Linked DNA regions of Mus musculus: all the other regions are linked to region 1. The links are chromatin loops, found by intact Hi-C in ENCODE. Cell type or tissue: left cerebral cortex. All regions are shown on one strand. Region 1 has its middle 60 kb from the start of Gm14642. Region 2 overlaps Gm36911 (a long non-coding RNA gene). Region 3 holds the start of Pmepa1 (prostate transmembrane protein, androgen induced 1).

Region 1 (8,000 bases):
GGGGAGGGGAGGGAAGCTTAGCCTCTGGGCTAGAGAAGGGAGGGGGCAGGATGGAAACTTCTGGGAGGAACCACAGGCTCTGAGCTAGGCTTGTTTCTTTAGGACCTGACAGTGAGTGCGGGCAAAGTTTTAAATGCACAATAGAGGAGTTCTGTGGGTGTAACAAAGTGTTGATGGAAACGCAGATCAGGGATGGAAACCCAGGACCACAGCGTACACAAGGAAGGCAGTTTTGTATTATTAGGGAAAAGAAAAATGAAGTTCCTCTCTTATTCATTGAGTTAAAGACACACGGTGAACAGCACAGACATCCACATCCACCCAGTATACTGAGAACTCCCAAATAAATTCCCTCCCAACCGTCCCGGGGGGGGGGGGGAAGTCAACTAAAGCCAGAAACATTCGTCCCGTTGAAAGTGTTAGCAATGGCACTAAACCAGCTTCCCAGTGCGGCTAGCAGGAGCGTGGGGGATCCCTGCCCAGAAAGGGAATAGTCTTAGACGATGGGAGAGGTGAGTCTTTATCGTGCCAGCTTTAAAATTTTTGTTACAAATTTAAAGAAAAGGTTTTAAAAGATTTTTTTTCAAAAATAAGTAGGAAATCTTTTAAGTAAGCCAGCAGAGGCCATGGGCCATAAAATTTAGAAGGTTTCTGGAAATCTCCAAGATCAATTGATGGTCTAAAATTTCGAATTTACTTTCTTATGCCCACATGAGGAGAGTAGTGGCCACCATAAATACAAGGCCAACATGAGCCGTTCATTTAAGCTGGTGAGCTGCCTCATAGCCATGATCAGGATGCGCTCCCTGGGGCTGGAGAGAGCAGCTGGGTGAGTGTAACAGGCACTCAGACAAAATGGAGTTACTGTGGGCAGCTCAGCTCAACTTTGCTTTAGCTTTGGGTTGGTCGCTGCTCTATACACTTTCTATTTATTCTTGTGGCGTGTGTATGTTGTGTGTGTGTGTGCATGCGTGCTGTGTGCGTGTGTGTGTGTGTGTGTGTGTTTGTGTGTGCATGAGGAGGCCAGAAGAAAGCATCTGGCATCTTCCTCTGTCACTCCCTACCTTATTCCCTCGAGACAAAGGCTCTCATTGAACTTGGAGCCAGCCATTTTCCTGGCTGGCCTGGCTGGACTACTGTCCAGGCTCCGTGATTCAATCCCCATTGTCTCCTCCCCACACGGTGTTAGGGTTACAGGCAAACCCAGCTTTTTACTCCAATGTTGAGAAATCTGTGCCCAGGTCCTCATGGTCGTCTGGCAAGCACCGTTACCCCCTGAGCCCTCTCCCAGGTCCCCCATAAGCATCTCAAGTATATTTGAACTAAATTGACAAAGAAACTGCAGCTCACACACTAAGGACCTGAACTCATGACATAAGTAGTTTTGAGTCACCCACTCCTTCGAGGGAGACTTGCGGCTAAAAGAGGAAATTCATTTCCATCGAGACAGGAGAGTTTTTATTCCTGTTGAGTAATCTAGATTCTGTGGAAAATGAAGCGAGAGGCTGAGGTCGCGCTTAATGCTGGCTTGCATCATGTGATGCATAAGGAAAATATTTGGGATCGGTTTCTGGAGTGGACTCGTGGAGCACCATGGCTACAGTGGTTAAAAATCAACACAGTTTACCGCACAGCACGGGCATGAGTCACCCTGAGTTTATAGATGCGCCCGCTCTGAACCGTGAAGCCATGTCTTCAGCCACCCACCCCGTCCTCCCTCTTAAAGATGAAAGAAAGGGGGAAGGAAGCAGCTTTCTCACACACAAGCAGTTCCTGGAACTGGAGTGACGTGGGTATGGTTATACATTTCTAAAATTGAAAACTTAGTCAAATACACCCAAGGCTCACACACAACGAAGTGCAAACAGCTAAACTCAAATACGCAGTTAAGGATGAAATGCACACTTGTAAAACATCGTGCCAATAATTCTATTATGCAGAAACGACAGTATCTTGAACATAGACACGGATTAAAATTTAACTTTGCCTTTTAAAGGTTTTCTTTTTTATCATGACAAGATCTTCCTGCGTAGCCAAGGCCACCCTTGAACTTGTAATCCTCCTGCCTCCGCTTCTCAAGTGCTGAGATTCAATGTGTGTGTGGTGACCATCAAGCTTGAGGCTTTGCCTGTGGCTTGTCTTCATTCTTATCCCGCAGCAGAGAATTGCTCTGTCTTTAGTCTCTGGACGTAAGCTCAAGTCCATTTTAGTAAAAGTTGCAAGGCCCAGGCAACAAGTCTAATTCTGGCCAAGTTTAGTGTTGAAAACACATTCATTTCTGGTACCAAAACCCAGGGGAAACTATATACAAGCCTTGAGCTTTCGTAAACCTTCACAGGTCAGGGCCAGCCAGCAGAAATCTGCGTGTCCTGGAGGTGACACCAGAGAAAGAAACCACAGCCTTTGTGACCTCGTGTGGCCCAGTGTGGGCTTGTGTGAGAGCCAAGGCCTATGGGGTAGGTGCAGAGATTTAGTTGGGGGTCTGATATAGCTCAAATGAAATTTAAGAAATGAAATGTATGAAGACTAGTTCAAACTCATTGTAAAGTGAGACTCAAATCATGGACATGTTAATGTAGATCTTTGGCAAATTAGGGCCGTGCATACATTCAGATACCCACCAGACTGGCCTTGAGCTCAGAGATCCAACTGCCTCTGTCTCCTGAAATACCCAACTCTTTGCCTCCAACTTGACTATTTCCCTTAGTGACTGTTTTGTTTTAATCCCTGACAATGCAGCCACTTATCACCTGATCCGTTACGTTGCTCCGTTTGGATATTCATTGTTTGACTTACCAGATGCTCTGATTGGTGTGTTCTTTTTCACACGCAATGCAGAACATTTAAAGACACGGCTTTCCCTCTGAATGTGGCTTTGGCTGCTTCTAAAATGTTGCTGTTGCCATAAATTGATACCCCAAATAAGCTAAAATGTAATGTTTTGCTATCTCCTTGATCTAAAACTTGTTGAGGAGAATTTGTTTTAAAACTGCCTACTGCAACTACCCAGCGATTAGACAAAGGTTAATTAAATTGTGGTAAAATTCACACAGTCACTGCACCGTCATAGGTGAGAGCCAGATGATGCACACTGTATTGAAGGTGATGTCCCCGGCATAGGTGAAATACACATACAGCTTTACTGAGTAGCCTAGAGTGGTGTCCCTGGCAGCTGAACTCAGCAGCCTGGGGGTGCAGCCTCTGGAAAACGGTGCTGGCTGAGATGTGGAGCAGAGCGCCCTCTGGAGGTAGCCTTGAGGGAGCGCATCTGTGAAGGTGCACTCTGGTGTGTGCAGACCATCTTGTACTGTGAGGCCCACAGACACAGACACCATAAGGGTGACGATCTGGGTTCCTCCATGAAGCATCTGTGTTAGTTTCTTCCTGCATCGCAGTGGCCAAGCAGCAACAATAAGGGACTTGAAGAGAGGTTTATTTTGACACACTGCGTAGCTCTCAGCTGTGACTTCTGTCTCACGTCTTAGAGGAACTGGAAGCAGAGGCCATACAGGAAGTATATCTGGCCTATGACCCTCAGTGCAGACCCCAAGTGGTTCACATTCTCCAGTGAGGCTGCACCCTCTAAGGTTTCCACAGGCTTCCTAGAGAGGCTTCAGCATTTGGGGACCGAACATTCAGACACACAAGCCGTGGGGGACATTTCCTAACCAACCCATACTGGCATCGTTAGCAGAGAATCTGCCCTGTGACTTTCTCTCTGAAGTCCGTGACCATATCCTCCCTGGCTGGAGTAATTGCCACTGTGGGCTCCCCAGAGGGTCATTCCTTCCTCCTCTCCATCCCAACAGTGACTCAGAAAGCTTAGATGGATTCAAACACACACCGCTCCCAGGGAAGCTGCTGCCCACCAGCTCCGGGGAGACTGGGGTGGAGATGTGGCTCGCGAGCAGCTGTGGCCAGTTTTGATGGTTTCCTTTCTTGATCCATGTTTAAGCCCACCTGTTGTTCTTTCCGAGAAATCTGAGATTCAAGGTGAGTTGGTGGCATCACGGGTCCAATCTGGCCTCAGGAGAAAGATGTCTATTCTCATAGAGAACTAGGGGCTTCTACCTCAGTTGCCCTGGCTCACAATGGTTGGCATGAAGATGAGGGGGTAGCATCCCAAAAGGTACACTGGAGGTGAAGGACTCACTGAGCGCTTTGAAACAGGCCCCTTGGAGGGGGCATCCATTTATAGATATGAATGTGTGTCTGTATGTGGGTGTGTACACAAGAGTGCAGTGCCCAAAGAGGCCAGAAGAGGGCATTAGACTTCCCTGGAACTGGATTGACAGGCAGTTGTGAGCCTCCATGTGGGTGCTGGGAACTGAACTCTGATCGTCTGTAAGACCAGCCAGTGCTCTCATCATTGAGCCAGCTCTCCAGCTCCATTTTAAATTGTGTGGTTTCTCTTTTTCTTTAACTCCTGGTTTCAGCCCCTCCGAGGGAGGTTTTCCGCTTGTTGTAGCTTGTTGTATCCCACTCTCAAACCAAGCATGAAGCTCCGTGCAGAAGCCGTCCTATGGACCGAGGGATGGGGGCATCTCCTCTGAAGTGTTTGCATTCATCCTTACTAAGTGACATTTATTACACCACCTGCTTATTCGATCTGTGAAGTCTGAGAGGAACATCAAAGGCTGTCAGCTATCACTGTGGCTTCAAAGAAGCGTCACATTAGAGCCCTTCTCCTGCAAGAAATAGTTAGAGGGCCAAGTTCACAGCCACCATGTCGTCTTGACGGTTTGTGGGTTTGACAAAGGTTGAATGCACATTTCGACGGTGGCTTATGTTCATCCTGCATCCTGCTCACTGAGAGAAGCGCATATCTGTTCTGCCTGTGTTCTTCTTCACCGCCCCGCTCACCCTCTGTCGCCTCTTGCTCTGGGGTGTGTCCCTGATGGAGAGTTAGCACTGGACCTTTTCTCTGAGAGTCAGAGCAGAGGACTCTGCCTTCCATCCGATGCACCTCGATATCTCATCGGAGCTCCCGTTCACCCTCTTTTGTTGTTGATGGCGTTTGGGGTTTTGCTTCGTTGAATTCAGCTGTGTTTCCCTCCCTATTTTCCCCTGGATTTGGATCTGACTACTGTGTCCCTTGAACAGTTCCACCAACATCTCTAAGCCCGGATGAGTCTGTTACGGTCAGAACTACTCGGTGACCAATTTCTAGCCTGCTGCTCCTGCCCAGGCTAGCCCTCTGGCTGCTTCCTACAGAATAAACAGTGTTCATCCCTCGCCAGTCTCCTCTGTGAAACTGACCGGCTTACGGCTGCAGACACCCCCCACCCCTGCCCCATCATCACCTCTCTCCACACAGCCACACAAGGGCGGGGACCTGTCCTTCTCTCGAAGCCTGATGTGGCTGCTGCAGGACTGGGGCTCAGGCACTTCATCAGTGGGTATTCTGCATCTGGCTCTTCACCGCCTAGGTTATAAGAGATCTGGAGGTTCAGCCCTAAGACTGCAGTGTTTTTTATTGGTTTGTACAATTTGCTCATAGAATAAGCTGAGGTAAATAAAGTAAGTAGTAAGTCCTGATGTGAACTTAAAATAACCGGTTACATAATCGCAAAGCTAGTGCAGCTGAGGCTGGAGAGATGGCCCAGATTAAGAGCACTTACTGCTCCCGCAGAGGACTCGAGTTTGCATCACAGCTCCAAAAAGATCTGGCGCCCTCCTGTGGCCTCCATAGACACTGCACTCATGTGCGTGAATCCACACTCAAGACACAGACAAATACACGTAATTAAAACATTAATTTGCAGGGTTAGATTGAACTTAGATTTGCCTCAAACTAAAGTCTCCTTCTCTACTAATTTTCTCACTACTGTGATGATAAATCTGGCTGAAGTCACCTGAAGGAGAGGGCTATTTTGGTTTGAGGGTACACAGTCCATGACGGCAGAGAAGTCGGGGTGTCAGGAGCTAGAATCAGCTGGTCAGGTTGCATCTGTAGTCTAGAAGCAGGGAGAGAGGAATACTGGGGCTTGGCTGGATTTCCCCTTTTTATTTCATCTGGTACCTCACCCCATGGAGTGATGCCACCCACATTTAGGGTAAATCTCTTCTCTTTACCTTCTGGAAGCTTCCTCATAGATGTAGCAAAGCGTATGTCCATGGTGACTTTATGTCCCATAAAGTTGACAATCAAGATGACCACCAGACTCAACTAACTCTCTCTCTCTCTCTCTCTCTCTCTCTCTCTCTCTCTCTCTCACACACACACACACACACACACACCAGTGTGATCAATCTTTTTATATCAGCTCAGGAGGTGGCTGCTTAGAGTGAGACATGGTCATGACAAACACCACCATGGTCAAGGTCTCCCTCAAATGTCCCTAGCTCCCATCAGCCTGAATGCATTGAGTCTACTCTGAAGGTGCTCCCTTCACTCCCAACCAAGCTGTCTCCCTTTAGGGCTGTTTCACGTCCTCCTTGGCCCCTGCACCTCGGGCTGTGCCTGCCACACACTAGGTGACTTCAGTCGCTGGGTACGCACTCCTGAACTTGGCCTTGATGCATCCAGACCAAGGGCCACTTCCTCCAGGTGAATTCCTGCTTTGAATCTGCACAGAGCCTCTACTCCATTCTCTCCTTTCCCAGCTATGAGAACTCTGGGGGTGGGGGTGGGGTGGGGAACCATGGGAGCCCATGAAGAAAAGAAAATGCAGGCCAGGGCAGAACCTCCTAAGTGCTTCTCCCTTGTGGTCAGGGTGAATTGCTCCATCCAGACAACCCATTGCAAAGCTGAGTCCTTACTCCCTGGTTTGGTTTCCAGCTGTCCCTCCAGGCTCCCTTCCAAGTCACTACACTTTGTGACACACTTCAAATGCCCTTGCCGCTTTGCTCGTCACCAGAATTGCCCGAGATGGCACAGCTCAGTTGCAAGCCAGCACATGCAATCTTCGGGCAACCTCAGGTTCTCAGGTTCGGGGCAGGTTTGAGATTGGGTAACTGCTCTGGTTTGCTTTCTATTGCTGTGTTAAAACACCAAGGGGTTGTTCTCTCCTACAGCGTACATCCCACCGTGAAGGGAAGTCCTGTCAGGAGCTGAAGCAGACGGTGTGGAGAAAGGCGCGAGCTGGCGTGCTCATCACGGCTTGTTCAAGCTTTTTTTATACAACCCAGGACCACCTGCCCGAGAGTGACCTGCTCATTGTGGGCTGGACCCTCCCCCATAAATCATAACATATCACACAACAGAGAAAATGGCCCACGGGCCAATCTGACAGAGGAATTTTCTCAGTTGAGGGCCTTCTCAGCTGATCCTACCTGTGTCAAGTTGACAAAACTCGATCCAACACAGAGATCCAGCAGTGAGGTAAGACACGGTTTCTCTACTATGTCTCACATGTTTGTGGAAAGCAGACCTAGAGCTACAAATCCCAGAAGGTGCCAAGCCTGTCACCACGGTGTAAGAGCAGACATTGCGCATGGCAAGCGATGGCATCCCAAGCAGCCACTCTGTGCCCTTTTCAGATCATAGGAGACTGAATTTCCTGGCCAGACTTCTCTGGAAGCTAGATCCAGGGTTCATGGCCTAGGCTTGAGATTCAAACTGATTCTTGTTCTGTCGCTTGCATGCATTTAATCAAGCGCATGCTAGTCCTAAGTGTGTGTTTTTCCTCCTGTGGGCAACAACAAAGACAGTGGGGACAGTTCGCTGACAGTGCGTGCATCATACCCAGTGAGGATCGGACAGAGAAAGATATTAAACCCGGAGGCATCCAGTGTGCACATCGTGTGGAGCTGACTTCCTGAGAGACTGCAGCATGTGTGCACTAATGGCTTCTCTCGAACACTAAATCTCACTCCCTACTGTGGAGAGTCAGTGCTGGGGACAACACCTGGTCAGTTTCCTGCCCAGTCCCCAGTCTTCTTCCTCCCTGAGAAGAAACCTCAGGCAGCATTTGGGCAGCAAAGGCTCAGATGTTCCTCGTGATACACTGAAGCCTGTCTGCATCTGACTCTCACTTTCCCGGCCTCTTTTGCAGCAT
Region 2 (8,000 bases), 100 kb before region 1:
CCTTCTATTTTTTAAACAACAGAATGACCCTCAAAGGCTGAGAGAAAGAAAGAAAGAAAGAAAGAAAGAAAGAAAGAAAGAAAGGAAGGAAGGAAGAAAGAGAGAGAGAGAGAGGAAGAGGAAGAGAGAGAAGGGAGGGAGGGAGGAAAGGAAGGAAGGAAGAGAGAGAGAAAGAAAGAAAGAAAGAAAGAAAGAAAGAAAGAAAGAGGGAGGAAGGAAGGAAGAAGGAAGAAAGAAAGAAAGGAAGGAAGGAAGAAAGGAAGGAAGGGAAGAAAGAAAAGAAGGAAGGAAGAAAGAAAGAAAGAAAGGAAGGAAGGAAGAAAGGAAGGAAAGGAAGAAAGAAAAGAAGGAAGGAAGGAAGGAAGAAAGAAAGAAAGAAAGAAAGAAAGGAAGAAAGGAAGGAAGAAGGAAAGAGGCAAAAAGGCAAGCCACATTACTTGCAGGCTTTTGCCTGAATATCTGCAGGATGGGGTCCCAGAGTGCTGTCCCAGGGCAGTGGTCTGCTGTAAGGGAAGAGTGGACTTAACTGTGTGTGTGTGTATATACATGTGTGTGCACGTGTGCAAGCTAGAGGCTGGCATTCACTGTCTTCTTCTTTCCCTCTCTACCTTATTTATTGAGGCAGGAGCTCTCAATGAACCCGGAGCTCAGCAGTTGGCTAGGCTGGGTGTCCAATAAGATCCAAGGATACTCTTGTCACTTCCTGCCAGGGCTGGCATCGCAGGCCTGTGCCACAGACTGGCTTTTTTTTTTTTAAAAAACTCTAGATCTTTTTTTTTTTTTTTTTTTTTTTTAAAGATTTATTTATTTATTATATGTAAGTACACTGCAGCTGTCTTCAGACACTCCAGAAGAGGACATCAGATCTTGTTACAGATGGTTGTGAGCCACCATGTGGTTGCTGGGATTTGAACTCTGGACCTTCGGAAGAGCAGTCGGGTGCTCTTACCCACTGAGCCATCTCACCAGCCCCAGACTGGCTTTTTGTATGGATTGTGAAGATCCAAACTGAGGCCATCAAGCTTGGGCAGTAAATGCTTTACCGACTGGGCCATCTGCCCTGCCTTTTAACTTTGCTTTAAAACTGTACTGTGGAGATTTAACTGAAGGCGTCGAGGGGGAGGAATCCCTCCAGGACTTTGAGAGCACGTGTGTGGAGTGGAGAGGCCATCCCTCCCTCACTGACCATTTCTAAGTATGGAGAGGAGGATTAAGCACTCTGAGGTGAGACAGGCAGGAGAGAAGGCCTGGGGCCAACCCCATATCCAGTGTGGGTGCTGTGACGGCCCTGTGACAGCTGAGGTCATTGCAGTCAGTTATGTGGCTGTCATCATCTCGTCAAAGGGAGAAGCGTTCAGACCACACCCTCAGAGAGGCCTCACCGCAGAGGCCCTTACAGAACTCCTCTGTGCAGACACAAATGGATGGGAAACAGATGCCAGTCTGCTTGCTGGGCAGCACCTGGCTCTGAGTGGCAGGTGTGGAGGTTGTCTTTGTCATAACCGAGGGCCATATCTTCCGGTGCCTTTGATGACGGCAGCATAGAAGTCTGGCGAGGCGTGGCTCCACTTCCATCATGGAAGGCTAGGGAGAAGGAGGAATAAATACAGATGTAGACAGAAGGGTGGCACTTCTCCTCAAGGCTCCTTTGAAGTAACCTCCTCCCCCCACTGCCCCCAACTGCAGCTCCTTTGCCATTGAGTTTCCTGCTTGGAGCGGCAGATCTGACTCTCTTTCCAGATTCTCTGAACTCTTTGGTGAGATTTACTCGGTAGAGATAGACATCAAGCAGGCGGAAGGGGAAGTGACTCTGAGACCTGGGCAAGTGCCTCAGGTTGACTCCTCAATGGGTCTCTGATCAGTTTAACAGGGCACCTGGCTAACTATCTCTGACTGAAGGCATTCCAGGAAGGCTGGGAGCAAGGAAGCAGGTGAGGCATAGTATGTGTCTCACAGGGCTTTTGGTCCACCAGGGCCGGAAGATCTTCCTGAGTGGAGTCACCATAAGGCCATTATAATGGGCATAAGCTCATTCGTGGTATTTTTCTAGCCTGACATGGTGCAGTTGCTCTCAGCTTAAAGTGAGACTGCTTCGCCACACATACCCCACTGACATGGAGGAAAATGGTTGCCAGTGGTCAAGCAGGAAGGCAGCTGGGCACTGTCCTGATGCTGTGTTCTAGAGAGCCTTACCAAATCTCCTTCCCGGCCCCATTGGAGAAGGAATCTTCCATCCCTGATGGACCATAAGCCTGCCAGGAGAATGCTGCTGTGTGTTCTGAGGCTAGAACCCCTGCACCCCATTCCCGCACCTTCTCTGTAGCCTTCCCCATGTGTAGAGGTCACCACTTTGGTCTGAAAGTGCTTAGATCTCTGACTCCAGAGTGAGTCTGGCTGATCCCAAGCCTGCTTCAATATGAAAGACACATATATGCCAGCCACTGAGCTGATGCCAAGGAAGAGGAAGAAGAAGAGGAAGGGGAGGGGGAGGGGGAGGGGGAGGGGGAGGGGGAGGGGGAGGGGGAGGGGGAGGGGAAGGGGAAGGGGAAGGGAAAGAGGGGACAAAGCTACAGAAACCACAACAGTGCATGCTGGGTGGGACAGATAGAGCTGCAGGGGGTGATGTCCAATCCGTGCACTGCAAGCTTTCAACAACAGGCTGGGCTCTCTCCCTTGTCTTTGAGATGCTGTGTCTGTGGCTCACTGGTCCTAGGGAAGCTTCTACACATCCCTCAGCAATCCACTTTCCATGTTCCATCCTCTGTGAAATTCCTAAGTCAACAATGCCGTGGGCTTTCTTCTTTCATGATTCTTCAAGATTCTTCTGCTGTGTATGTGTGTGTTTAAATTGGATTTTGTTTAATTTTGTGTGTGTGCATGTGTGTATTCAGGTGCACGTGTGTGTATGTGTATGTGATGTGTTTTGTGTGTATGTCATGTGGTATATATGTGTGTGTGTATGATGTGTGTGCATGTGATGTAGTGTGTGTGTGTGTGTATGTGTGTGAGATATGGTGTGTGTGTGATGTGATGTGGTGTGGGTATGTATGTATGTGTATATGATTGTGTGTGTGTGTGTGTGTGTGTGTGTATGTGATGTGCTGTGTGTATATATGTCATGTGGTATGTGTGTGTATATGTGATGTGATGTGGAGTGTGTGTGTGTGTGATGTGGTGTGTATGTGTGTATCTGTGATATGCATTCATGTATGTCGACACCAAAGGTCAACATTAGGTGTCTTCTGTGACTCCTCACTTTTTTTATGAGACAGCGTTTCTCCCTGAACCCAGAGCTCATTGCCTAGCTAAGGCCAGCTGGCCAGCGAGCCCCAGGGATGCCCGACCTCCCACCCCAGAACTGGGGTTGCACATACACCGAACTCAGGACCTCAGCCTTGTGTGCCAAAAACTTTGCCCACTGAGCCAGCTCCCAGACCTGACTTTACTGTTTTGGTCTTTTGGGTAGAGATGCCAATCAAACTATCTTCTGAACTTGGCACTCATCCACCTGGGGCCTCCCTCCTCTTTCTTTGCTGACTTACACCCTGTCTGAGCTGACCCTGTGTCTGTTTCCTCCACCCACACAGCCCACGCCCTGGACTTGAACTCTGTAGGTGTGACCATTGTGTTCTCTGAGAGGCAAGTGAGAGCACAGAACCTTACAGAACTCAAGTCCTCTGGCGTCCTCCCCACCCTGCTGTGCCTCCTGCCAAGCTTGGATTTTATCACCAGAGCTCCTTTGGGATCCCATGGTCAGCGGACAGGGCTGTAGCTGCAGGGCTCTGTCTCCATATCTGGCCCAGCCTTGTGGGTTTTTACCATATGCAGCACTCCACCCCCTCTCCCAGCATGCTGGATTCCAGAACCTGGGATGAAGTTACAGAGAGGGACCCAGCGCCTTTCAGAACTAGAGATCCAGAGTCAAAGCGCCTGTCCCTAACAGGATCAGCCAGGGTCTGGCCATCTCATCAGTTGAGGTTCCGAGAAGTTGCATCTTAAATTATTTTTATGGACGGTTGGAGTTTTGAGTGAATGTTTAGACTGCAGCTCACAAACACTTCCCTCTTTGGGAGGAAAGGAAACTGGCTCTCATTTGGCAGTTTCTGCCTCTGTCAGCGTTCCCAGTGGCAGGAACCATAAGCTCTGCCTGGGAAGGGCTGGGGCCACAGCTGGCTTTTATTATTGAATATTTCTGGTGGTGATGTTGGCCCCGACTCTGTTTATGTTGCTTGTAAGATTTCACGCAAGACTCTGCGAGGACCTGGGCTTGAGCCCGAGCGTCTGATCTTCAGGGTAATTCGTTCCATCCCTTCATTCCTGAGCCCCTGCCTTCTGATTTTTTGCCAAGTTCATATTGAACACTGCCAGGAAATGGAGTGCGGGCAGAATGTGCAGACTCTGGGTCCCCGTGGCTTCGGCTCGTCCTTCATCCTTCAGGGGAGAGGGTTCCGTCTTGCTCAGAGGGTAGTGTGTGTGTGTGTGTGTGTGTGTGTGTGTGTGTGTGTGTGTGTGTGTGTGTGATGTCTGTGTGAGTGCATCTATGTGATCTGTTTCTTTAGAGAGTTGCTGACCCCAAGGTCAAACAGAATGTGAGTCTGTCCTGCCTTGAGTCTCTGAGTGCGTGTGCTTGCCCTTGGCCTGGCAGAAAGCAGAAACCCGTGGCTCTGGGCCCTTCCTGCAGCCATGAATTGTTCACAAATGTCTTGCTTTGCTCATAGCTTGCCAGGCTGCCTTGAAGCCCTAGATCTAGCTCTGAAGATGTGACCAGTTCTGTGCAGGGTAGAGAGTCCTTTCCCCATTCTCCCTTTGGGATATGAAAGAAACTCTAAGAACACACAAAGGAGAGGCTGCTCTCCACTTCCCAACTTGTTTGTTTATTTTTTTTGTTAACATGTTTTCCAACAGTTCCTGGGTGTGTATTTGTGGAGTAAGCACATGTGTGCACATGTGTATTTGTGTGTGTGCCCATGTAAGCATGTATGTGCACATATAAATGTGTCCGTGTGTATGCTTGTTTGTGCATCTTTGTATATGTGTACACACATATATACACACATGCAAGTGTGTCTGTATCTTTATGTGTGTGTGTGCACATGTGGGCATGTACCTGTGTCAGAGTGTGCACAGATGCATAAATGGGACATTACTCTAAGCTTCACGTTTCCTGCTCACTAGGAGGTTAGAGAGCAGATGGCCTGTGTACCTAGTGGAGATCAGAGTCTGAGGTGTTGGGGAATTTTGGGGTGGGCTCACGGTCCCCACTGGAGTCTCCTGGGATTGTCTCCAACGGGTCTTGCTCAACACTGTAGTGAAATAACAGAGTGTCAGGGTATTATTTCTGGACCACAAGAGAACCCCGTGAGGACTGGGTGAACCCACCTTGGCTGTCCTTCCAGTGAGTCTCAGGGCATTTATGGTCCATGGTCGTAGCCTGTGGCTTGTGGTACTGGCCCCAACTGTGCACATCGTGGACAGCAGTGTGAAGTGTGAGGTCAGAGGCATGGGAACTGAGAACACCATACAAAGAGATCTAAAGTGCAGGGCAACATCAGTCAGTCAGGGGCAAGGAAGGTTATGACCACCCCTCCCCAGTGTCTGTGTGATACCCCGACTGTAGCACTGCCCAGCACCCGTCAGAACACAGAGCAAGCCAGTGAGTCACATAGAAAACAATTACGGATGGAAAGCTGAGAGCCAGCTTCCCACAGGGCTCCTGTTTATCTGTAGAGTCTCACTTTATGACCGAGCCATGAAACCATGCAAATGGAGATTTTAATGGAAAAGCTGCCACACTGGCTTCATGCGGAGAGGACTCAGCTGACCAGGACAGTGGCCAGAGGATGTGTTTGAGTCACCATCTCCACTGACATCTTACACTGTGCGTTCACTCTCCGGGCTTCTCGGCCTTCGACTCTGTCGTTAGCAACAAGCAAAACCTGGTTCTGTGTGTCTCTCTCTCCAGCTCTTTTGGAACAAGCAGGTAGTGAATCTGGGCCTTGGCATCCTAGTGACATCTGGGCCTTGGATCAGTTCCATCTTAGATCCTGAAGGGTGTTCAGCACAGCCCCATTTTAGGCCACTGGTCACCATGGAGAGCAAGGGCCCCTAAAGTTTCCCACTGATCCTTTGTCCCCTGGCAGATCAGAGTGGGGTCTAAAAGCTCACAGCTTATTAGTCAAAGGAATGGGTATCACTGTGTCCCTCCTGGCTCCCCAGAGGCCATTTGTCCCAGAAAGATACTTGCAGCAAAGGCTCCTTAAGTCTGATATTCCAGACTCAAGTTTGGCCTGAGTTTCTGCATGGCAGAGACACACCTACCTCTGAGAATGTGTTGTGCGTATGCGTATGTAAACTCACGTGAGGGTCATGAGAGGGAGTGCCTCTGCATATAAGTCCTTTTGGGATGCACACACACACATACACACACACACACACACACACACACACACACACACACACACACACACTGGCTATTTGGCTTCTGAGGAAGGTAGAGAAGACAGTGTCTCAGGCAGGAAACAAAATGGAGTTCTTGTTTGATTTAAAGTCATCACTGGTAACCCAGTGCTGTAAGGGACTGTCCTTAGAGCCAAACCACCACCATCTTCAAATATCATCGTGATAGGAGAGAAAGAGCTCATGGAGGACAGCCCAGGCTCCAAGGAGGCACCAGGCTGTCACATCTCCCTCTTAAAGGTCTTCTCCCCGCAGAGCTGGGTCAGTCGCTTAAAGGGAAAGAGAACTGAGGCAGAGTGAACTGGGCAAACCCTTGCCCAGGTCCACCAGCAAGTGAAGGCCCCAGGGTGCTGTGCACCGATAGCGATGCTGTAGTAAGGAACAAGGTCGGAGACCTGCTTGTGAAATAGTGAAAGCAAGAGTGAGCACAAATCCGAGGTCTCCACTTCTCTCCTGTGTCTTCTGTCTGTCTGTAGACTGTGGTTCCTGGCCTCTATGTTGTCTATCTGTTGCATGTGTCTAGTCTGTTCCATGCTGTCTTTCTGTATATCATGTATGCCCAGTGTGTGTTTGTGTATGTGGTGTGTGTGTGTGTGTGTGTGTATGTGTGTGTGTGTGTGTGTGTATGTGTATGTGTGTGTGTGTGTGTGTGTGTGTGTGCCCCTAACAATGGGATTTGCTTGTGTTTACTGAACACAGAGAATCTGGTATGGGAGTGCTTTTCTACAAAGTTGTTGGTTGTTGTTGTTGTTGTTGTTAACAACAACAAAGATTCACAAAGACATTTCTTCACTGAACCCAGATGACCCAGAATAACATTCAAAACTGTGCACGAATTTTACCAACCTATATCCACATGTTGCTTTATGGTGTGTTTGTTTTGAATTGTTTTCCACGAGTTGGCTGCTCAAAACAAATGATTATATCACACACACACACACACACACACACACACACACACACACAAAGGCCAGACAGCCTGATTTCAGTTGCTTCAGCGCCTGAGCAGGAGCGTAAAGCGCCGCTGGCTTGATGACCCAGGATGGCCTACCTCTCCTCTACCATGTGAATCAGTGCATCTTCCTCTCCCCACAGGGCCGCCGATGCCTGCAGAGCCAGGAGGGTGGCTCTGGCTAGCACCTCTCTGAGGTAACTCTTGCCTGTCACCTGGGGAGAGAGAGGCCTGTTACTCCTGCTGCCCTCTGGAGTCACTAGGGCGCTGCTGGTGGCCAGGCCACAGCACAGCTCAGTGAGACACTCCAGGACAGCAGGGATCCTCCGGGTGAGCCCTGTGTCGGGCCAGCCTGTGTGAATCTTCAGTCCCTGACTGTTCCACAAGGAGGGAGTTTTCCTCACAGTCATGCAATGTCTTGAGCATTTCCTCTAAAGCACCTCGGAGTTCTCTTCAGTATGAGTTTCTTTAAAAACAAAACAAAACAAAAAAACAAAACAACAAAAAAACAAAACATCGGTCCAGGCCAATAAGACTTCATCAGATAAAAGAGCTGGTTGCCAAACTTGACTGAGTTTGGTTCCTGGAACTC
Region 3 (8,000 bases), 180 kb before region 1:
CCGAGGCTTGAACTCGGATCATCAGTCTTGGCAGCAATTGCCTTTACCTGCTGAGCCGTTTCGCAGACCCCTATTTTTTTTTCTTTTCTTTTCTTTTTTTTTTTTTTGAGATAGCTTATCTCTGTGGCCTGGACTATCAGGCTAGAATGGCTCGCCAGCAAACCCTCAGTCTCCACCTCCTCAGCATGAGGATTACAACTGCACGTCTGTCACCAACCTCTGGAAGCACTTCACCCACTGAGCCCTGCAATAGTTTGAGTTAGAGGGCTGGGGAAGAAATTAGGTGGCTCAAGGACCCTGGCAGACAGTGGTATTAACCAACGGAGCTGCTTGTGCATCTCCTACCACCAAGGGCCACCCCCTAGGGCCCTGGTAAAGTGAAAACCAACTCGCCTCAGTCGGTCTGGAAGGTACTCTCAGCCACAGGTTAAAGCGGGAATGGAGAGCCAGGGGTTCGACTCTGAGATGGAACAGATTGGGAAAGAGGTGTAAAGTTCCAAGAAATGTGTTTATGAGGCAAGCGGTGGTTCCTCCAAACAGCCATGCGAGACACAGGCTGCGCACTCAGGTTCATCCCCAAAGAACTCTTTTAGGTGCTAAGATCTGCCACCCAAGTTTCCAAATTCAGGGAACAGCACGTGCGGTCCAAGAGAGACAACTTGGCCAAGCTTCCGACCTCCTTTTCCTTCATGTCTACCTGAAGCACAAGAGCTCCAAGCTCACTCAGCTCCTCCTGGCTCTGACACGAACACAGGACATCTGAGGAGTACACGGCGGGATGGGGCGGGATGGAGCAGTGGGCCAGAGGGAAGCCACCAGCACTGCAGCCAAGGCCGGAGTACAGGGATGGAATCAGAAAGTCGGCGCACTTAGGCAGAGGAAGGCTTTAAAGTCCCTTCTAGAAGAGTGTCCTGAGAAGCCCCAGGGAGAGTGCCCCTGCGGGTACTAACAGGAGTTCCCTATAGGTAAAACAGCCTGAGGTCTTTCTTCCCACCCCCCTTCCTACATTTTGAAACAAAGAAATTCCAGGAAACACCAACCTAAGGCTTCCTTCACTCAGACTTTCAGGGAACACTAGCAATACACTGTTACATTATTAAAGTGAGCCCCTCCCTGTTTCACTCTCTCTTTTAGTAAGTAGACTGTGCATACACAAAGTGGGGACAATCCTGGACTAACGGGTGGTGACAGGGTATTTCCAGGCACCAAGCCTGGGCGAGCCTCTTATTCCAATGTTGATGGGGGCAAATACCGGTTACCACCAAGAGCTTCAAGCCATCTTGGTTTCAACCAAGATATCATTAGGGCCAATTACCAGTCTGTTCTCTACTTCTCCGAATGAGTTCCAGGGATGGAACTCAGGCTGTCAGACTTGACAGCATCTTGCTGGTACTAGAGCTGATTCAACGAAGGGACAAAATTAAGATTGAAGTCTTTTGTTGTTTTTTCAGAGAAAAGACAAGACCAGAATGTCCAACTGGTCTTTGTCATACAAAGTGAACCTCCACGGGAGGTTTCCTAGGGCATTTCCAGGAGAGAGAAGAGAGGAATCCACAGAGCAGGGTCAGCCTCTCCCCAGACACGTGCAGAAAACTAACATCCTCTAGATGGTAAATTCCCTGAACCTCTCTGATCGTCGCACAGGGGCTCCTGGGAAGCCTTAGGGTTTGGTGCCAAGGAAAGATCACAGACTGATGGCACTGGCTCCTGGCAGGTTTTCTTGACATCTCCTGTCTTGGGGCAGGCAGCAAGGCAGCTGGGGAGAAGTGGGATTCAGTGACGCCAAGGCTTTCAATTTCAATTCCAGACTGGGAGACAGTGAGTCAAATTCGGCACAAGGGCCCCACCACCCAAACCTACTTCCTCTGCTCAGGTGGGGCCCGGTCGTGGGCTATTTTTTACCCTTGATGCTTTACTGTACATGCGGGGTGCTGGGGCGGGGGTGCAAACTGTGGCAGCTGCCTGCAGAAAGCAGCTTATGAGTCACCTAGCGACTGCCCAGGTCTGTGGCAGTTGCCCCTGGGCTCCACAGAGGACCGCTGTCTGGGTTAGGGGGAGGCTGTGTACCCTTTTGCCCTAAGTGCTTTGGGGTAAGATAGAGAAACTAAACAGAAAGGCAAAAGGTACCCCCTCCTCCCCAAAAATGTGGGTTAGGGGAGGAGCGCAGATTAGAGGCAGATGGTAGGGAATGAGGTTTCAATTCTCCACCCAACCCAACAGCCACCTGGGTGGGCCACACAAGGAAGTAGATGTTCGCTGATCTCAACTTCTGGAGGTGCAGGATGGGGTTCAAACGGGGCACTCACCACCCTGAGTCTACCACCTCCAAGGAGGTCTCAACACAAACAGCCCCAAAACTTTGACTCATTTGTAACCACCGTCCCAGCCAGAGTGAGCCAAGCAGTCCAGACAGAGGCTATTTATAGGAGTCCGGGACAGACATTCACAATGACACACACTGGGGATCCGCGGTGGGCTAGACGCGCCAGCGCTGAGCCCTGGATTCAGACACCTGAACACAAACGGTCCTTAAATCTGGCTGGATCCAGATCATATCCCCAACCCCCGCCACGAGCACACAGCAAATCAGTCACACTGAGATGCAGGAACACTCGGACACGCACTCGGCCGGCACAGACCGCGACTCTGAACCACAGACACCAAAAGACGCGCGGAGACTCAGACAGACAGACTAGCGCACTCTACATACGCACGGAAACCCGGGACGCATCGCCATGGCCACTCCAGACACACGCCAGGAGCCCCAGACACCTCCCGGGCCAGACAGTGTCTCCCCCGCCCGCTCCCCCGCCCAAAGTTGATAAAGAGCCTAATTGCTCCATCGCCGCGGCCCCTAGGGAAAACGGAATGGAAACTTCCCCGACCCGGCTCCCCTGGCCCTCCCAAGAGGCGCGACGTCCCCGCCGAGCCCCGGGTCCGAGTCGGGCCGGGCGGGGCGCGCGCGGCGGGGACCGTGCCAGGCTCGCAGCGCCGCGGGACAAAGCCGGGCCGGCCGCCAGCTGCCGCGAGCCTCCGGGAGGGCGCGCCCCGGGCGCGGCGAGCGCAACCGGGGAGCCTGGGCGAGGCAGGCGCGCGGCCCCCGAGTCCCCACGCGATCCCGATGTCCCGGGCCGGGGATCCCACGGGGCTGTCCCGGGGGGAACAGGGCACACTCACTGATCTCCATGCTGGGGAACAAAGAGCGCTGGCAGTTGCACGCGCAGGAGACATTGGGCTGCCCGGCGGCGGCGGCGGCGGTGCCGTTGACCCCCATCAAGCGGTCACGGGCGGCGCGGGGCGCGAGGCGCGGGGCGCGGGGGCGGCTCCGGCCGGCGCGCGGGGCTCGGGCCCCGCATACAGCGAGCAGCGCGGCGCGGGCTCGGGGCGCCGCCGAGGTCCCCGAGGCGAGCTGGGTCCCCCGGCCGCCGAGCGGGAGCCCCGGGGCGGCGGGCCGTGGCCGCGGGCGGCGTGCGGGGCACGGGCGGGCGGCCGGGGCACGGGGCCGCCGGGCTCAGCCTGCGCGCCGGCCGATCCGCAGCTGAGCGCCGCCGCCCGCTCCTCATTCAAGTCCAAGGAGATCGGGTTGCGCCGCGCGCCCGCGGTCGGAGGCAGGCAGACGGTCTGACGTCAGCGCTAGACGGGGCTGCCGGTTCCCACCGCGCGGGGGCCGCGGAGGGGGCGCGCGCTGCGCCAATCCCCGCCGACGGCCCCCGCACCCTCCTCGGCCCGGGGGGCGGGCCCGTCGCTCGCGGGGCGGGCTCTTAAAGGGCCCGAGCCTAGCGTCCATGTAGACCGGTCGCCGGCGCTGCGTAGACCCAGCGCCCTCGAGACTCCGCAGGCCCGGTCCGCGGGAGCCCCCGTGCCTGCGGCGGTCACAACACAGAACAAGAATCAAGACGAAAAGTTAAGGTGTTCTCCTCTCCAACTCCTGCCCCTGGGGCCCTCCACCCAGGCTTTTGGGGGCACCCGAAGACTATAAGGTTTCTGGGGCGCCTTGGAAGAGTTTAATGCATGGAGATCAGAGCATGGAGGGTCTGGAGTAAAGACCCATCCATAGCTGTATTTCTCAGGAGACTGAGAATTAGTCTGAGCCCCTCCGCAACCCCCAACCCCGCGCGGCTCTTTAACTGGGCCTTTTGGATAGACTGGAATTTCTGTAGACACGCCCCGAGAAGCGCCCCCTGGTCCTTGCCTTGTAAATTAGTGCCCGGGACTGGGGGTGAGAGTGTGTGTGTGTGTGTGTGTGTGTGTGTGTGTTACTATTATGGGACACCCAAGCAGTTACACACCCTCACCCTCTATCTGCCGCCCCAAGGGCCACCGACTGGGTTGTGTGGCTCAGAGTGTAAAAGGGGGTCAAGGGAGGGTGCTTTTTGTTCATTAAGTTTTAATTAATTACTGGAGAGCTATGGGAACCCGTGCTCTGGCTTCAAAGATATTAAACTGTTACATAAGAGGCCTCCCATCCCTAGCGCAAAGCCAGCCTCAAATATGAAGTACGCCTCCTTGACCCATTCCTAAACTTTCAGTCGCCTGGCGTGCCTACTGTGTGCCAGAAGCACACCAGATAGTAATGTCTCCCATAGCAACTTGGGGAGACAAATTATTATTTGGCTTCATTTTACAGCCAGAGAAAGTGTTCGGTTCAGCTAAGCACAGCGGTGAAGGCTCAGGAAGACGGAGCCTAAGTTCTGCACAGCCTGATGGAGTACCTGTCCCTGCCCACGAGGGATCCAAGGACTTTAAGGGGCTGTGTCCCTTGTCATTAAAGAAGGGGAAAGCTTTCACAGGTTTTTGTTATTTATTTTTAATAGACTGGTGAATAGGTGAAGCTGAGAGAATAGTTTTCAGAGCAGCCCAGGAAGTGGGTTCCTCTGCCTAACCTTCCGTGACCTTCCTGGAGGAGCCACCGCGGAGCCCAGTGTCCTCCCAGAGGGAGGTTCCAAGGTGCTTAGTCCATTTGTTTGAAATAGCAGCTCAATCTTGCTTTTTGTTTTTAATATTTATTTTTTTATATATGTATGAATGCTTTGCCTGTGCGTGTCTATGCGACGTGTGTGTCCTTTATGTCAAAGGCCAGAAGGCCATTGATCGATCCTCTGGGAACTGGAGTTACAGATGGTTGTGAGCCACCGTGAGGGTGCTGGAAACTGAACCCAGGTCCTCTGGAAGAACAGTAAAGTACTGTTAAGGGTTGAGCCATTGCTCCAGCTATAAGCTCAGTCTTAAAGCCAGGACAGGGCAGGGGATTCATTTGTTCTTGTTCTAACGCAGGTGGCAACTGTGTCTCTTCCCCACGAGTGCGGGGCCCCAGCCTCACAGTCTTTCAAGATTGGCTAGTTTTAAATGGATCTTGGCAAAGGAAAGGAAGGCTCAGCTGCATCAGGACTGTTCAGTTCTGGGAAGGGGTTGGCGGGATGCTTTGCAAAATCAAAAGGTGGGGGAGATTTACAAAAACATTTTGTAAGTTGGAGGAATTTAAAGGTTTGAATTCCTTTGCATAAAAGTTCCTACAAGGTAGGTGTGTGTGTGTGATTTTGGTTGGGGGTAGGGGGTGTTGTGGAATACTGGCCCCTAGCAGGTTACCCTTTATGGAAAAATATTTTAAAACCATCCCCCCCCCACCCCCATGGGGCCAATAGAGATTGCTATGGCTACAGTCTTCTTCCAGCAATCCGTTCTGCTATTCTATCAACAAACTGTGAGAGTCTGGGACCTTAGCAAAGGAATTCAGTGGCGCAGCTCTCGTCCTTCAGAGGCCTTACAGGAGATCTGGCTTGTCCATCCATGGGAAACGTCTTGACCGTTGGCTATATTGGAAACGAGGAAGCTTTTAATTTAGTTTTTAACATGTGTGCATGCGCATGTATGTGTGTGTGTCAAACTCGAGGCAAGAGTCTGAGCTGCCTGCCTAACATTTCAAAATTCTCCCAGCAGCCCCTGGTCCCTATCTGTTACAGGGTATGGTGGGCATACCCCTGCCCTCTACCCTGAACTCTCCAGCCCTTCCCCCGGAGGCTCTTCTCTATATAACGCATATACAGTTTAGTTACCCGCCCTGTCCTCCTTTTGAACCTTTGACCCCTGGCTGCTCTCCTTGGTTCCCCTCTCTCCCTTGCCCTCCTCCTCTCCCTAACGGTTCAAGGTCATGACCGTTCTAGACTCTCCCTAGTGCGTCTGCCTCCGGCTGTGCTCTCCCACAAGTCTATAATAACTGGTCTCCTACCTAGGAACAGTCCTGTTCTTTCCTTTCTGTTTTGATTATTTTTCATCCAGGTCACATGTGCGTGCATGCCGGTCAGAAAATGACTTGCAAGAGTTGATTCTCCTTCCAGTTGGGTCCCCGGCAATTGAACTGAGGCCCTCTGGCTTGGTGGACAGCCAGGTCCTTAACCTACTGAGCCATCTTGCTGGCCTTTTATGTGTAATGCTAAGTGTGTGGGGGGTACCTGGGGAGGCCAGCAGGGGGCGTCAGATCTTCTGCAGCTGGGGTTGCAGGTGGATGTAAGCTATGCGACATGGGTGTTGGAAACCAAGCTCGGGTGTTCGGGAAGAGAGTTCCTGCTCTTAACCACAGAGCCATCTCTCCAGCCCGAGAGGAGGTAGCTTTTACACAGCAGAGGAGGTTAGACGGTAGCAGGTAGAACCAACCAATAAATTCAATGAGTTGGAAAACAACCAACCTTCCCATTGCCCTGACCTCCCACTGACCTGTCTGGGGTGACAGCTATGACCACCATTTACTGGGTGCTACAGTGTGACCTTACTCTGTTGACCCCATCACAGTAAAAATGAGATTGGATGGCTTCATGGTGTCTGGGCCTACCTGCCGGGCATAGAGCTTAGTGAGCACGGCTGTGTGATCTCAGTTGAGTGTCTTCACCTCAGTTTGTTTTCCTCCTCTGCAAAATGGGACAGCGGGTGATGGCAAGGTCATAACAGGGCTTCAGAGAGGGAGTTCAGGCCTTGAGTGTGTGTGTGCGGGGAGGGGGCGAGCGGGAGGGGGTTGGCAGGGGGAGGGGGAACATAGCAATTCTTGCTCACTGAATCCTCAGGGCACCCCTGGGGAGGGAGGAGTCTGCGATCATTAATGTCCATTTTGCAGGCCAGTAGACTGATGGCTTGCCTATGAAAAGGCCCTTGGCTAAAGCAGTCGGTAGGAGAGGGAAGAGTTCTGGAAAGACCATGGGCTACACTGTTAGCACCCCCCGGGGGCTTTCAGGTGTGGGGGCTGCTGAGAAAATCCAGGACACGTGATTAAATCTGAATTTCAGACACCCCTTGTGCAGTACCAGTATCTACCTCACGGTATTTGGGTCACACCTATGCTAAAGTGTATGTCTGAGCTAAAGCTTTCAATGACCTGAATGAATGGCTGTTATTTGATGGCCCAGGTACCTCTGGTTGTGCTGAGAACTTGGCTGTGAGGCCAGAGCCCACTGTCGGGATGAGTGCCTTCTGTCCAGAGGGAGTGAAGCAGTGTCAAGATGGCGTTAATGAAGGTGGGGGACTCCTTCTGCCAGGAGTGGTGTGCTCCTCACCACCAGGCTAAGGGACACAGGTCAGAGAAAGAGTTTCCTCCCTCGTTCCCTTTGTCAGGTACCCGGGGTTGACACCTGCCCTCGCAATACCCGAGCCACATTCATAACCTTCCTTTTTAAAATAGCTCTATGTTGCCTTGGATGACCTTGAGCTTGCAATCTTTCTGCCTCAGCCTCCCAAGTAATTGTGCTATCATGCCTGGCTAGGTTATTTGTTCATTAGACAACAAACTGTCCTCCTAGTCTAGGCTGGGCTCTGTGTGGCCCACTGGTGTAGGGGCTGAAAGCAAGACAAGCTGAGACCACAGACATGGCAGCTAAGCTGGAGTCAAGGCCCAAGGGGTCCTCTCGCTCTGAAGGCCAGATGGGAGCCATCCTGTCCTGGTAGCGGCCCTCCTGGGGTGCATATTCTTGGAGGTGAGGCAGACCAGACTGTACATGTATGGACATGAATCTGGT

The links. Hi-C counts contacts between places; a loop is a spot of excess contacts. Peaks named below come from ENCODE experiments on the same cell type or tissue, not always from the same donor. Only the 100,000 strongest peaks of a DNase experiment are listed, where the experiment ranks them.
Region 2: it touches region 1 in a loop (2.2-fold over the local background); 3 of 42 quality-filtered maps call a loop at or near these places.
Region 3: a loop joins it to region 1, with 5 times the contacts of the local background. A loop is called at or near these places in 6 of 42 quality-filtered maps.

What each region holds. Positions count from the first base shown.
Region 1 is chr2:173,450,641-173,458,640 of GRCm38, forward strand. No RefSeq gene overlaps it. Among named protein-coding and RNA genes, the nearest start is that of Gm14642, 60 kb to the left of the region's middle. In left cerebral cortex, CTCF peaks have their summits at 1,416, 3,249 (motif pointing left), 4,262 (motif pointing right) and 5,695 (motif pointing left); DNase peaks (open chromatin) are centred at 1,618, 2,211, 3,241, 4,348 and 1 more place.
Region 2 is chr2:173,348,319-173,356,318 of GRCm38, forward strand. The region is part of intron 1 of Gm36911 (a long non-coding RNA gene); the gene reads left to right. Among named protein-coding and RNA genes, the nearest start is that of Gm36911, 5.5 kb to the left of the region's middle. In left cerebral cortex, no CTCF peak of the experiment used is centred here; DNase peaks (open chromatin) are centred at 3,775, 4,180 and 5,675; H3K27ac peaks cover 690 bases.
Region 3 is chr2:173,272,911-173,280,910 of GRCm38, forward strand. It overlaps Pmepa1 (prostate transmembrane protein, androgen induced 1), which reads right to left and starts at 3,623. Exons shown (of 4, transcript NM_022995.3): 1 at 3,178-3,623. The coding sequence starts at 3,274. In left cerebral cortex, CTCF peaks have their summits at 3,652, 6,440 (motif pointing right) and 7,301; DNase peaks (open chromatin) are centred at 610, 1,862, 2,472, 2,617 and 4 more places; H3K4me3 peaks cover 3,144 bases; H3K27ac peaks cover 1,898 bases.